Regions from separate parts of the Homo sapiens genome. Here region 2 is linked to region 1. The links are chromatin loops, found by intact Hi-C in ENCODE. Cell type or tissue: endothelial cell of umbilical vein. All regions are shown on one strand. Each heading gives the region's core, and the rest is flanking DNA. Links, peaks and the distances in the headings are about the cores only.

What was found. A loop is a pair of places that touch in the nucleus more often than their neighbours do. Peaks named below come from ENCODE experiments on the same cell type or tissue, not always from the same donor. Only the 100,000 strongest peaks of a DNase experiment are listed, where the experiment ranks them.
Region 2: it touches region 1 in a loop (6-fold over the local background); 6 of 110 quality-filtered maps call a loop at or near these places.

The regions. Positions count from the first base shown.
Region 1 is chr18:14,085,723-14,088,536 of GRCh38, reverse strand. It overlaps a transcript of ZNF519 not described here. Among named protein-coding and RNA genes, the nearest start is that of ZNF519, 45 kb to the left of the region's middle. In endothelial cell of umbilical vein, for the core only: a CTCF peak has its summit at 1,738 (motif pointing right); no DNase peak of the experiment used is centred there.
Region 2 is chr18:13,556,482-13,559,295 of GRCh38, reverse strand. The region is part of intron 4 of LDLRAD4 (low density lipoprotein receptor class A domain containing 4); the gene reads right to left. Among named protein-coding and RNA genes, the nearest start is that of MIR4526, 53 kb to the left of the region's middle. RefSeq lists an enhancer at 775-874. In endothelial cell of umbilical vein, for the core only: a CTCF peak has its summit at 1,035 (motif pointing left); no DNase peak of the experiment used is centred there; H3K27me3 peaks cover 134 bases.

The DNA.
Region 1 (2,814 bases), core at 288-2,787:
TGATCTCTGTGCTTGGGTTTTAATTTTTTTCTCAACCTGTATCATATGCACTTAGCCATGAACAATAAAATATGAACAAATCACATTTTCTTGTTGCTAAGCTACAAAGAATATGATGGTAAAGTGAAATCTCTTCAGCAAGAAAACCAGACTTTCCCCTTGTTTTGTTATTGATCAGGGGAACTGACTATGGTGCAGGACTGCTTGGGTTTCGCAGTCAAGGCAGCTTTTTATATGTGATGAAGCTACTCCGAGTTTTTCTAATTCTTTACTTTGGAACAAGACTTTCTCTTCTGATTTTCCTGAAAAAAGATTCAAATGTCTTGATACTATAAACATGCTAGAGGCAAACAAGCATCCTAAGCTGTACTTTCCATTTGCTAAAACGGGATAATTGTCACATAGGTGTTAAGTAATAGCAGCCACCCATTACCCAAATGTTCCTGAAGTTTCTCTATCCTCCTGGAGTCCATAGGTTTCAATATCTCTGTAAATAGCACTGACATCTAATTGGTGATGATCTTGCTTTCTCTGAGTGTGCCAGCTCTCTCTACATAGTTCCATTCCTTGTTTTCCAGACAGAATTTTGCTACAAGGTGGGGCATGTTGTCCAGTGTACTCACATCCATAATCTGTTCACACAATGCATGGTCAATCTCACCTCCCAGATCCTTTTTGTCCATTTTTACTTTAATGTACAAAATATAATGATGGTGATGACAATGATGGTATTGTTGACCTATATGATAATGACAAACCAAGCTATGCTCTTTTTATGTTTTCAAATGTAAGCACATCAGTAAGTGATGTACATAAATGATACGATTTAAACATCCAACACAAGGACGCACACATTTTTTATGATCATGTTGCAAATGAGAAAACAAATGACCCATCCCTTTCTTCTCCTTTAATCATGGCAACATCAGTAGCTCCTAAGAGTTTTATTTGAGGAAGTTCTGCCTGTGTTATCTGGCTGATATTGAAGACTTGGGATTTTGTCACCCAAGTCCCATAAACAGTGGGTTACAGTTCAGGTAAGATGGAATGAAGCATGGTTTTTAGAGTGTACACTGATAGGAGCTCACTTTTATAAAATTTTCACATTCACCAAAATATATTTTCTAATAAAAATAATATATTAACACAAAAGTAGCTATGCAGCTGTGCCTTTTATTTCTTTTTCTTACCTGATTGGTCTGGCTAGGACTTTCAGTACTACATTGAATAAAAATGGTAAACATAAGCATCCTTATCTTGTGTCAGATCTTAGAGAGAAAACATCCAGCTTTTCCCATTCAGTATGATGGTTCTGTTATATATGGCCTTTATTATATTGAGGTATATTTCTTCTATACCCAATCTGTTGACAGTTTTTATCTAATGAGATGAGCGTATGGTTTTTGTCCTTCGTTCCATTAATCTGATGTATCACCTTTATTGATTTGCATATGTTGAACCATCTTTATATTTCTGGGATGAATTCTACTTGATCTTGGTGAATAATCTTCACGATGTGCAATGGGATTTAGTTGGCTAGTATTTTGTGAGGATTTTTGCATCTATATTCTTCAGGGAAATAGTCCTGTAATTTTGTTGTTGTTGTTATGTCCTTGTCTGATTTGATATCTTTTCAAAAAGCCTGTCTTTGAGCTCATTGATTCTTTTTTCTGTTTGATTGATTGATTCTGCTGGTATTTTTTATTTGGTTCATTACATTTTTCAACTGTGGTCACTGCTGCTTTTTTAGCATTAGAGGGCGCTCTAAGCCTGGATTTGCCACATATCCAAAGTTGCTTTGTCGTTCTGGCCTGGAAGGACTAGAGCGGGGCTTACAGAGTGTATTTCATCCCACTGGGTTTGCACGTTTCTGCCTGGGGCCGGAACAGCTCCAGGGGTTCTGTTTACGGTCCCCAGGTTGGGGTCAAGCACTGCAGGGCTGTGCCCAGGGCTGGATCTCTGTAGTGAGCTCAGCACTGGGCTGCAAGGCCACATGTGCCTGCTTTCCTTTGCTTCCCTGAAGCAGTCTCCATGCTGTGCTGCTTGTAGTGGGGCATGGATGAGACAGGGAGTCCTGTGGCCACCACAGCTGCTATGATGCTACATCATGCCCAAAGCCACTGAGGCCAGCGCAGCGCAGGGGGATCCTCAAGTTCCACGGCTACAGCTTTCCGGCCCCTGAGATTTATTCATGGCTCTAGGCTGCTGCAGAGAGTCAGTGGTGATGTGGGCTGGGACATGAGACTGTGCCACCAGGGCTGCTGGTCTCCACCTGGCACTGTGACAAGTCCAGTGGCTCTGTCCACAGGGACCAGCCTGGGTCAGGGGCCACTGAGTCTTCCCCAGTGTTGGGTTTCACGATGGTATGCCAGCACTGCATTGCCAGGCAAAGCCCTGTGCTTAGTTTCTTTCCTTTCCTTCCCTCCAGTGGGTGGAGTCACTCTTTGCACTGTGCTGCCCAGGGTTTAGAGAGGGATGGTGAGGGCAGTCCCTTGGCCACCAAGACTCATGCTTAGCTGGATCGGGCCAAAGCCAATGGAAACTGGGGCCAGCACAACCCTGGAGTGTGTCCCAGGCCCATGCTGATACGCCCTGACTACTGCTGAGGTTTGCTCGTGGCCTGATGCCACTATCGAAGGCCAGAGGTGGTGCAGGTCAGAACATGAGACTGTCCTATTGGGGCTGCAGTTTTCCACCAAGTGCTGGGGTGATTCCAGAGACTTTGTCCATGGGTTTTGGCCTGGGGTCAGTGGCTGTGGGGTTCTCCCTGGCCCTGTGTTTTACTGTGCTGGGCCCAACACTGGGATCCAAGTC
Region 2 (2,814 bases), core at 74-2,573, 530 kb after region 1:
GGCTGAGTCACAGAAGCAGCTTCAGAAACCCCACAAGGAAGCAGCCATGCAGATGCTGTGCTGATCACCCACTAAAGTGTCCCTTTGTCACTAATCAGTCAAAAATTATTTATTGAGGAAAAATGAAAGTAGGGACTCCCTCTTTCCTTAAAGAGACAGTGACACCTTTACAGATACCAAAGATCAGTGGTGATCCATCGAGACTCCCTGCTTACTTTTATCTAATGCTGGTCTTGCAGCCAGTGGGGTACTACATTCTGGGGTGCTGCCGGTGGCACGTCTAGTGACAGTAACAGTACTTCAGTGCCTGCGAGTCGCATTAGCTGGGGAGCTGGTGTGCTTCCCACTTCTGTGATTGCCCTAGTGCACAGGGTGGCCCCCGATGACTTGCTCTTGTAGAGGGGCAGGGGGAGGGCTGGGTGGGAGAATTCAAGGTTATGTAATGCTTACTGTTGATCACCTATTAACAGAAAGCAATGGTGGCAGAGGTTCTCTTTGGGTGTTCATATTTTATATTTTTCTTACTGTTTTATATTTTTCATACTTTTTAAAATTTTTCTTAGTTACACTGGCTAATAGCAAAATTATTTTGCATTTCTGAGTAAACAGTAACTCCTATGGAAGATTACCCAGAAACACATGAAGTCCTCGTGGGACTCGTTCAGCTAGCTGATAAACATTTACGACTGAGCCATACATGTGCCGATCCTACTAGGAATAAAAATTTGCTACCCATATCCCAGCAAGTGCTGCCAATTCTTCGGGTTACAGCTACATAGATATAGCTCTTCCTCTATTACTGCTTTAATGCTTTATGAGTAAGCTGGGATGTCTGTAGCCAGGTGGGTCTAGAACAATGTTTTCCAGGAATGCTCTTCACCACGTGGCCTGGGCAACCTGCCCCTGCTGGCCAGAGAAGTCGGGTACGAATAGGGGAACTGAGGTAGGCAAGTGGTGCTTCTGCATGCCCCTGTGGCCTGGGCGGATCCCCAGGGATGTGTCTTCAGAACCCATCATGTCTTGTTTTCTTCTGCCAGAGTGACACCTACTGGGAACTATGGAGGAATGCAGCCCACTCCTCCGATACAGTCCCACTCAATATTCACCCTGGTCTATTTTTGCACAAGGGTAAGAATTTCAACCAGCTTGGATAAACACACAAGTTGTGTGACATGAAGATAAATTTGGCAATGGTTGCTTAGAAACTGACAACAGTGCAATCAATAGGCAGTTTCCCAGAGCGCCCTACTCCAACACCTTTTAAAGTGCCAATCAAAGTTTGCAAAACCATTCATTATATTTCAATATGTGGAATTTTTTTGTACCTTGAAAAAATGATTAGATTTTGTTCCTGTTTAACAACTTACTTCTAATTCAAATTCAAAGTGAAAATAATGAGATTGGGCATCAAGAATTTGGACATACTGGTGTCTGGTATCGAGGTTCTTCAGCTACTCAATGCACGTGATGATGGTGATGATCATGATGGTAACAACAGACAATAACACATATATTACAATGCCACATACTAAGTGTTTTACAATTCTTAGCTCACTTCTTAACAATTTCTCGTCTCCCTATAAAAAGCTTTGTCTAGGCCGGCTGTGGTGGCTCACGCCTGTAATCACAGTACTTTGGGAGGCCAAGGTAGGCAGATCATGAGGTCAGGAGATCGAGACCATTCTGGCTAACACGGTGAAACCCCATCTCTACTAAAAATATAAAAAATTAGCCGGGTGTGGTAGCGCATGCCTGTAGTCCCAGCTACTTGGGAGGCTGAGGCAGGAGAATGGCGTGAACCTGGGAGGCGGAGCTTGCAGTGAGCCAAGACCGCATCACTGCGCCCCAGCTTGGGCGAAAGAGCGAGACTCAATCTCAAAAAAAAAAGGCTTTGTCTAAAGAAACCATCCTTAGGCACTAGTGTTTGAGAAGGTCAAGTTTAGGTTAGGATCATGTTCAAAGTGAAGACAAAGTCTAGTTTTTTGCTTATTTTCTTTTGAGACAGGATCTCACTCTGTCACCCAGGCTGGAGCACAGTGTTGTGATCATAGCTCACTGTAAGCTTGAACTCCTGGGCTCAAGTGATCCTCCTGGCTCAGCCTCCTGGGCAGCTAGGACTATGGGCATGTGCCATGATGCCTGACTAATTTTTTTTTTTTAATTTTGTAAAGATAGGGTTTGCGGTGTTGGCTAGGCTGGTCTCAAACTCCTGGGCTCAAGTGATCCTCCTGCCTTGGCATCCCAAAGTGTTGGGATTACAGGTGTGTGCCACTGAGCCTGGCCGTGCTTATTATCTCCTTAAGCCAGATGAAAGTGCTGTAACGTCCAAGCTTGGTTTTCATCACCATGCATTGCTAATATCTATTAATCACCCTTTATAAAGCATTAATCACCCTTTAAAGGGTGGTTCTCTTTAGACGGGGGAAAAGAGCAACTTGACAGTGAGGAAACCTAATACACCTCAGTCAGGTGATCAAGGTCACCATCAGCAGTTATAAATCACGTTTAAACTACATACCCTTGATATGATGCACAAGGACAAGGACAACCAGTGACAACCACTCCCCATCATGGCCTTTTCCAAACATATTCCCGTGTATCCCATTAGCAAGTCTTTGTTTACCCATGGACACTCCCTTTCCCTCAAATACATCATCCTCAAAAGACCAGGCTTAAGTACTCCCTGTTCTGTGAAGCTTTCCTTGTTCTCTAAGGCAGAAGTTATTTCTCTCTCCTTGGTCTATGTGGTTATTTGATCTGGGCTCATGATTTTTCTTTATAAAAGCCTCTCTGGATTCGGGCATAGCCAAGCAC